Linked DNA regions of Homo sapiens: region 1 is linked to region 2. A link is a loop called in an ENCODE intact Hi-C map of the cell type or tissue named here. Cell type or tissue: spleen. All regions are shown on one strand. Links, peaks and the distances in the headings refer to the core of each region. The heading gives the core; the rest is flanking DNA.

The links. Peaks named below come from ENCODE experiments on the same cell type or tissue, not always from the same donor. Only the 100,000 strongest peaks of a DNase experiment are listed, where the experiment ranks them.
Region 1: a loop joins it to region 2, with 5 times the contacts of the local background. A loop is called at or near these places in 8 of 110 quality-filtered maps.

The regions. Positions count from the first base shown.
Region 1 is chr2:172,482,550-172,487,028 of GRCh38, forward strand. It overlaps ITGA6 (integrin subunit alpha 6), which reads left to right. Exons shown (of 26, transcript NM_000210.4): 12 at 2,233-2,393; 13 at 2,572-2,715; 14 at 4,474-4,479. All of the region lies in intron 3 of PDK1-AS1 (PDK1 and ITGA6 antisense RNA 1), which reads right to left. Among named protein-coding and RNA genes, the nearest start is that of ITGA6-AS1, 19 kb to the left of the region's middle. In spleen, for the core only: a CTCF peak has its summit at 2,033; no DNase peak of the experiment used is centred there; H3K27ac peaks cover 105 bases.
Region 2 is chr2:171,692,507-171,697,502 of GRCh38, forward strand. DYNC1I2 (dynein cytoplasmic 1 intermediate chain 2) reads left to right here. Exons shown (of 18, transcript NM_001378.3): 3 at 271-388. Among named protein-coding and RNA genes, the nearest start is that of DYNC1I2, 7.5 kb to the left of the region's middle. In spleen, for the core only: no CTCF peak of the experiment used is centred there; no DNase peak of the experiment used is centred there.

The DNA.
Region 1 (4,479 bases), core at 1,094-3,593, 790 kb after region 2:
GTTAGGGAAGGTTAGAGTGAATTTGGCAGATAAACGGTTTTCCTGCACCCACACCTCCCATACTTTTGCTGTGAGGGGCACTTTTGCTGTGAGGGGCACTCAGCGTGTGAGCCTTTATCTGGTTCATTGTGAAGCTAGCAGGTCACTTATAAATGGATGATGTCAAGGCTGCAGAGGCCTAAAATGGGGGAGCATTCCATTTGGCAGCTGTGACATTTAAGAATTCTCCAGATGGACACAAAAATTACTATTGAAACTGTCAGTGTTTCTAAATTTTGTTCTGAATAGCTCACATTCAGCATAAGAATGTCACATCGTGTGTGTGCGCATGTGTGTGCAAGTGGGGAACCAGTTACTGCCACTTCTGTTCATCTGTTCCATAAATCATATGTCTATCAGGTGTTGTGCTAGTTGCTGGGGACTGTGGTGGGGAATAAGACTGATGTGATCCTTGTCCTCGGCTTTGCCCCACTGTGGGAGACAATCAGGAAATCACAGCGTAGTGGGCTTAAATGTAGAGACTGGAGAGATGGAATACTCTAGGATCGCGAAGAGAGGCCAGGACAGGCTTCCTGGAGGAGGTGAGGTCCAAGCTGAAATCTGAAGGGGAAGGGAGGGCTTAGCCAAGCAGGCCAACACTGCTGGGAGGTGGAAGGGAAAAGAAGGGAAAGACAGCTGGCTGAGGGAAGGAGTGACTCCTGCGGTGGTTAGGAGGCAAGTGAGACCTGGGCATCTAAGACCCTGTAGAAAGCAATCGCCTTTTGTGTTTGTGATAGAGACTCAGAAGCTGGTGCTGCTTCTGTCCCTCTCAGTATGACCCCAAGCCTCCCCAGAAAAGGTCTCTTCCAACTCTAAAGTGAATATTAGAATGTGAGTTATTCATTTTCTGTGTTTTCTGTAGCAGATTTTTGTCCTGGAGATTGCCTTCTCCAGCCCTCTGCACACTTTGGTTTGCTTTCCCTTTTGATGGTTAGTGACTGCTTAATGAATGTAAGTAATTTAAGTATTGGCCCATGAAAAACAAAGTTAGCAGCCACATCTAATGAACCAACAAAGAATGCGTTCTGAAGTAAAAAAATGAGATTCTGATCATCCACATCCTAGCTTCCCTCCAGGTTCCATTAGTGTAGGTTATCAAGAACAGGCTGTGCCTTCTAGCCCAGTGCAAGGTAGGCAGTTTGGTTGTGGGAGCTATATTATGCTGACCGACAGGCCCTCCATCCACTCAAAAATATATAATTTACCTTGTAATTCTTTTTTATCTTTATTATTATTTTTTTGAGAAAGTTTTGCTCTTGTTGCCCAGGCTGGAGTGCAATGGCATGAATTCAGCTCACTGTAACCTCTGCCTCCTGGGTTCAAGCGATTCTCCTGCCTCAGCCTCCCGAGTAGCTGGGATTACAGGCATGCGCCACCAAGCCCAGCTAATTTTTGTATTTTTAGTAGAGACAGGATTTCACCATGTTGGTCAGGCTGGTCTCAAACTCCTGATTTCGGGTGATCCACCCACCTTGGCCTCCCAGAGTGCTGGGATGCCAGGCAGAATTCACTGTGCCCATCCTCTTTTTTATTTGTTAAGGTAAAGGTCTCATCCTACTGTCGAAAGACTTCTCCATCTCTAAAATATATTATTCCTCTGTTTAGACAACTATCCTTTATCAGTGCTTCTTAAAACTTTAATACGTATAAGAATCATCTGGTGATGCTGTTATTAATAAAGCAGATTCTGCTTCCGTAGGTGTGACTGGGCCTGAGGTTCTGCATCCTCACAGGCCCTCAGGAGATGCTGCTGTTCTAGAGATCTTTCCCAGATAGCAAAGGCACGAGGCCACTTGAATAAGCATTGACTGGTTTAAAGGGAGAAAATCAGTTTAGGTGCTCGGGGGAGTGTTGGGTTCCTCTGCTTATCGTTAGTATTCTGTGGGTTCATGAACTTCAGCCAGAAACTGATTCTTAATAACTGCTGCTGCTGAAAGGTTTTAACTTATTCTTGAGCTCCCCCAGGTGGCACAATGAAAATTTAACTTTGAAACATTGTTAACAGCAAAAGGAAGGAAAAGACAGCTTGATTTGAACCATCACAATTGTGCAAATGCATATTACCAGGAAATATGAAGAGAAACAATGGCAATGTTTTCTACAAGGAATTAAAATCTTAAAAGGAGTTCAACATGCTTGTGGCTGGATTGTGCATGAATGCACTTACGTTAATATGATTTTAATTTTATCTAGCAATTGTGGGCACACTTGAAGCTGAAAAAGAAAGAAGAAAATCTGGGCTATCCTCAAGAGTTCAGTTTCGAAACCAAGGTTCTGAGCCCAAATATACTCAAGAACTAACTCTGAAGAGGCAGAAACAGAAAGTGTGCATGGAGGAAACCCTGTGGCTACAGGTGAGGGCTGCAGATGGTCACATCTGTTTTATGAAGAGGACAGAAAAAGGTTATATGGTGATATACAGATTTCTGAAATTTATTCTGGCAACCTCTTAATCAATACAAAATCATTGTTTTGGAATTCCCCAATAGCATGTACACCCCACTTAACTCTGACTGCATGCTTTTCATGCAGGATAATATCAGAGATAAACTGCGTCCCATTCCCATAACTGCCTCAGTGGAGATCCAAGAGCCAAGCTCTCGTAGGCGAGTGAATTCACTTCCAGAAGTTCTTCCAATTCTGAATTCAGATGAACCCAAGACAGCTCATATTGATGTAAGTCTCTCTGACTTTCATTTTGCCAAAGTTTTTTTGCCATTTATGATGCTAAATCAAATGTCTTTGAAGGGAATAGAACTAGTGATTTGCTTTAAAGGCCATTCTTTTGTGTTAATATGTTTTTAATGTACGCAAAGTTAGAGAAGACTTGTTTCCCAAATTAGCAATAAACATAAAAACATGAAATACAATTTGGGGCCAGAGCGTATTTTCCTTCTTCATTTTTGGCCATTATAACCTATCGAGACTATAAATGGTAGAGCTTATATTCTAACACTGTTTCTCCTTTAGCTGTACATAGAAAGAAAAATACATTGTGTTTTACTTACCATTGAGAATACTGAAATGTAGAAAGCAGTGTGTTGCTAGTCAGAACATTAAAATCAAGGAATATCAAAATTCAGCAAAGCAAAAAAGTATTATTAGCATACAGTAGTCATTTAGTGCCTAATATAGCCTAAGTCATCTTTGGAAGAAAAATGTGTATTAGATGGCCTGTGGGATACCTCATATGAGGTGGGGTCTGTTTGCTAGGGGTTTAGGATGGTTAAGGTGCAAGGTTAGCCCGGGCAGCTATGACAGCTTGATTTGGCATTATGTTCTTGCTTTCAAAATCTAATTGATGATGAACGGGTGTGGTGGCTCATGCCTGTAATCCCAGAACTTCGGGAGGCCGAGGCGGGCAGGTCACTTGAGGTTAGGAGTTTGAGACCAGCCTGGCCAACATGGTGAAACCCCGTCTCTAGTGAAAATACAAAAGTTAGCGGGTATGATGGAGCATGCCTATAATCACAGCTACTCAGGAGGCTGAGGCAGGAGAATGCCTTAAACCCGGCAGGTGGAGTTGCAGTGAGCCGAGATGGCACCACTGCACTCCAGCCTGGGCAAAAAGAGTAAGACTCTATCTCCAAAAAAAAAAAAAAAAAAAAACAACTAATTGATGATGAGTGTCTGTCCACTATGGGGCTGCTGGTACTGGTGCCTTACTGAGGCAGCTTTGCAGAAGTGAGTCCTCACTGTCTCAGGAGCTGATGCTTACATCTGCATATTGTCAATCATTTTTGTCACCAAATATAGTTCCTTATATTTCTGTATACTTTTATGTACTTTTATTATTATCATGTTAATATTACTTGTGTACATTCCCAGCTCCATAGCTAGAGATGATTTTCTATTTATCGGTGTGATTATCAAGAACCCATTGGCATGGTGCTAGTATGCTGTTTGCTTACCTGACCTTAAGCTCTCTGTTTCGTCATCTCTACAATGGAGATCATAATAATAGTATCTTTTTAGAGGCCTGTTGTGAGGATTAAATGAGTTAAGATATGTAAATCGAGTATTATAATCGTTGGTATCATCATTATTATTGATACTTCTTATAGTAGCCCTATAAAGTTAGAATGGTGGTATCTCCACGTTACCTATGATGAAACTTGGACTCTGAAAGGTTAAGTGACTTGCTAGCTAAGTAAGGGGTAGAGCTGCGTTTCAAACCCAAATCTGTGTGGCTGCTGGGTCACACTCTTCTATACCACACTGCCTCCATGCCCTGGTCAAAGTGTTCTTCAAACACAATTTTACTAAAGGACAGAATGGAAATTTGATGTGTGGCAAAGTACATTTAAAGCTTGAATTCTGCATTGGTAATTGTCACACAGGGAAATGAACTGTGTGGAATAGCCAGTCACCTACATCGATGCCTTCCTGAGTCCTGAATGGTGTAAATTGACAATAGTTTTCGTTTTCCTACAGGTTCAC
Region 2 (4,996 bases), core at 1,502-4,001:
TTCTTGAATTTGTCTGTTAGGAAAATTTTTGTGGAAACTCCTTGATTACATATGAAGATAGAGCAGTTTAGTACATATCATTTGAAGGTTATTTACTAGAACTCTATTGAGAATGATTTTCATTTAATGACTATAAAAAGAACTTAACCTGTACTCAAAACTAAGTTCATGCCTTAAAAGTATACAGTGTTAGCATATTATTTAAAACATTTTTGCAAACAAATTTTTCATACTATATGTAAACATAAGTTTTTAACCTAAACATTTTAGACAGACCAGAAGAAGGAAGCTGTTGCTCCTGTGCAAGAAGAATCAGATCTTGAAAAAAAAAGGAGAGAAGCTGAAGCATTGCTTCAAAGCATGGGGCTAACTCCAGAATCCCCCATTGGTAAGGTTAAGAATATATCCATTTATAAGAGATAGGCATAGATTCTGTTCAGCTCAGACATAGCTGAGTGGATTGACTTGATATATTTTACATATTTTCCTTGTGTCTCTAAAATTATTAATCTTTTATTTGGAATTGTCTTTTTTTCAGATATGCTAGTACATGGTTATTTTATTTGTTCAAAAGAGCTGCAAGAGTAATTATTAACATATACTGAACTACCAATTGACTTCTCTTATTAAATCAGTAATTTATTTCAACAAACATTGGTTAAGCAAGTTTTATGTGCCATACTGTGTTAAGCTCAAAGATAACTAGGATTCCTGATCTGAACTCTATATTCCTTTCTGGAGATTAGCGAGAGATACAATCAGACTTATATTGTTAGAATGCAAAATATATTAGTATTCAAAGGTACAGGAGTGGAAGGATAAGCTTATAGCCTTCTGCTGTTAATGCTAATAAGGGAGATAATTTTGTGGCTTATTTTCGAAGTGATTTGACTTAATCTTATTATTTTTCTGGGTTATTCATTTTGATAACTGTACTAGACCAAAAAAGCTGAAATAGTAGAGGTACACAGGACAATCTAGTTACATATCAGGAACAAATGCTTACTTAAAATAGTTCTGTGCTGGGTGCTATTATGTAGTATTTTAGTTTAACATGGCCTTTATCCTTTAGAGACCTAACATTTTAGGGCTAGTTGGTGGGCTAATTTTATCTAGTCCAGGGGACAAATACTGGAGATTGTAAATGCTCTATGCTTGTTGTGAAACTGCAACATAACTGTCCTTAGAGCTGATATTTCTAAAAGGTTTCAAGATGAAAAGGCTGGCTACTCTCATGGTCAGCTTCATTGTTATTTCTTTCAGCTCATTTTCCTTTTCTTGTAGAATTTGAAGACTGAAGTATATTAATTTTATGTATTTATTCAATAAGCTTATGTTGAACATGCAATTTTAAAAGTAAATGAATCAGAACACTTAATTTCTTGTAACTAAACCAAGTTGCTTGTTAGCCTTTGTTTGAGTTACCTTTTTTTTCTGTGCTTTGGCTTTTGTTTTTCTCCTATAGGATTTTTTTTCTTTTATGTTCTTCTTAAGACTTTAGTTTCACTGAACTCACTTGTTCATATTTCTTTCTTCTTTTTTTTTTTTTGAGGCTGAGTCTCACTCACTCTCCCAGGCTGGAGTGCAGTGGCACAATCTCGGCTCACTGCAACCTCCACCTCCTGGGTTCAAGCGATTCTTCTGCCTCAGCTTCCTGAGTAGCTGGGACTACAGGCTTGTGCCACCACGCCAGCTAATTTTTGTACTTTTAGTAGAGACAGGGTTTCACCATATTGGCCAGGCTGGTCTCGAACTCCTGACCTCATGATCCACCCACCCCTAAAGTGTTCATATTTCTTAATTTATGGCTGGGTTAGTTCTTTGTGTTGCTATAAAGAAATACTGAGGCTGGGTAACTTGAAAAGAGGTGGCTGGGTGGGGTGGCTCACGCCTGTAATCCCAGCACTTTGGGAGGCCGAGGTGGGCGGATCACCTGAGGTCGGGAGTTCAAGACTAGCCTGACCAACACGGAGAAACCCCGTCTCTACTAAAAATACAAAATTAGGTGGGCGTGGTGGCGCATGCCTGTAATCCCAGCTACTCAGGAGGCTGAGGCAGGAGAATTGCTTGAACCTGGGAGGCAGAGGTTGTGGTGAGCTGAGATCTGGCTATTGCACTCCAGTGTGGGCAACAGGAGTGAAACTCCGTCTCAAAAAAAAAGAAAAGAGGTTTAATTGGCTCATGGCTCTGCAAGCTTTACAGGAAGTATGTTGCTGGCTTCTTGTGGCAAGGCCTCAGGAAGCTTCTAATCATGGCAGAAGGCAAAGGGGCGTCAGCATGTCTCATGCAGTGAGCAAGAGCAAGAGGTGGGGGGAGGTGCCACACAGTTTTAAACAAAACCGTGAGGGATCCGCCTCCATGACCCAAACATCTCCCACTAGGCCCCACTTCCAACACTGGGGATTACATCTCAACAAGAGATTTGGAGGGGATGTCCAAACTGTATCAATGGCCCATCTCCATCATTAATTCTTGAAAGACCATTCTTTAGGGTTTGTGTATGTGTCCCTCATTTCTCATCTCTAATTCCATTCTCATTCCCACTAATGCATTAAGTGACCACTTTTGCAGTTTTTGTTTGTTTATTTGTTTGGTTTTTGGTTTTTTTTTTGAGACGGAGTCTTGCCCTGTCGCCCAGGCTGTAGTGCAATCACGTGATCTCAGCTCACTGCAACCTCCACCTCCCGAGTTTAAGCGATTCTCCTGCCTCAGCCTCCCAAGTAGCTGGGATTACAGGCACGTGCCACCACACCTGACTAATTTTTTGTATCTTTAGTAGAGACGGGCTTTCACCACGTTGGCCAGGCTGGTCTCGAACTCCTGACCTCATGATCCGCCTTCTTCGGCCTCCCAAAGTGCTTGGATTACAGGTGTTAGCCACCATGCCCGGCCCACTTTTGAATTTTTAACATACATCCTTCAGATTATCCTCTGTTTTTCAAGGTTTCACATATCTCTGTGTATATATACTTTATATATATAAATGGCATAGTGCTGTATGTCTTTTGTTTATTCCATGTTGCTATATACGTATTTAGTCATTTATTTCTAATATATAATATCCTATTATGTACCACATTTTACTTATCCATTCCCCCAGTGCTATGCACTCAGTTTCCTTTTGTCTCTTTGCTTTACTATCATAAGCAACACTGCAAAAAATATGTGTTTTTTCCCTTGAGGACTGTGGAATACTTTCTCTGGGGTGTATCCCCAAGAATTTACTTGCTATGTTATTGTATATAAGACTTAGCTTAATTAGGTTCTGCGTGTCACTCTCCAGAATGGCTACAAAGTTTACCCGCCCGCTACCAGTGCATGAAAAAGTAACTGCTTTACCATATTCACATGATGACTGGATATTATCCAGCTTTCTAATTTTTGCTAACTTGATGAGTATAAAGTGGTACACCAAAATGTTTTAATATACATTTATCTGATTACAGTGAGGTTGACCACCTCTTTATATATCTTTTAACCATTCAAGTTTTCCCTTCTGTGAACTGCATATTCATGTCCTTCTCCCCATTTACTATGATTGAGGTTCTTTATCTTCTGATGTATAGGCATTCTTTGTGTATTTTGTATATTTTAGGGAGGACTTTTGTCTGTTTTAGTCTTTTTAAAAACCCTTCTAATCTGTTAACTGCTTATAATATTCTTCATTGAACAGAATCCTCTATTTTGATATGATCAAATCCTTCATTTTGATATGATCAAATCTAGCAATTACAGGCTAAGTATTCCTAATCCAAAAATTCAGCATTCAAAATGCCCCAAAATCTGAAACACTTTAAGCACCAACATGACACTCAAAAGAAATACTGATTAGAGAATTTCAGATTTCAGATTTTTAAGTTAGGATACTGAACTGCTAGGTATAATGCAAATAGTCAAAAATCCAAAATAATCTGTCACCTTTGGTCCCAAACATTTTGGGTAAGGGATACTCAACCTGTATAACCCTTTTTTGTGTGCTTTTGGTCTTTTTTAAAAAGAAATTGTTTCCTACATTGTGGATGCAAATATATTCTTCTATGTTTTTCCTATTAATTTTATAGTTTTACCCTTCACATGTAGATATTTGGGTTATATTTTTAAAAATAGTATGAGGTAGGGATCCAACCTAATTTTTCTCTATATAGGTAGCTAATTTTCTCAGTGCCATTTGTTAGTCTATCTTTTCCCCCACTGAAGTCCGATGCCAACTTTGTCATACAGTAAATTCCCATATATTTATGGGCATTTCTGGGCTCTCTATTTTCACTATGAATCTATTTGTTTGGTTCTACACAACCCAGTTTTAATTACTGCACCTTTGTATTATATTCTAATTTCTGATACAGAAAATCACCCCCTTTGTTCCTTTTACAAAATAGTCCTAGGTTCACAAACATTTTTCTTTCCTCAAGAAATTTAGTTTGTTTCCCTCCAAAGTGTTGCTGTACCATACATACATTGCATTGCTATATGTTTTTATTTTTCTTAATTATTATTATTATTATTATTTTTGAGACAAGGTCTTGCTCTGTCACCTCGGCTGGAATGCAGTGGTGCAACCATGGCTTGTTATAGCCTCAACCTCCCAGGCTCAAGCGATCCTCTCACCTCAGCCTCCCAAGTAGCTGGGAACATAGGTGCACACCACCATGCCCAACTAATTTTTTTGTTTTGTTTTTGTTTTTGTTTTTTTTTATAGAGATGGGGTCTCACTATGTTGCCAGGGCTGGCTTTGAACTCCTGGGCTCAAAGCGATCCTCCTGCCTTGGCCTCCCAAGGTGCTGGGATTACAGGCATGAGCCACTACACCCTTCCTAATTTTTAAAAATCTTGAATATTCTCCACACACATACTACTTTTTGCCTCATGATATCTACTTGTTGAAGAGGGTGGGCCAATTGGTTTGTAGACTGTCTCCCCTCCTGGGTTTGTCTGATGGCATTCTCACATTTAGCTTTTATCCCTTATATTTCCTTTAAACTGGAAGTTAGATTTA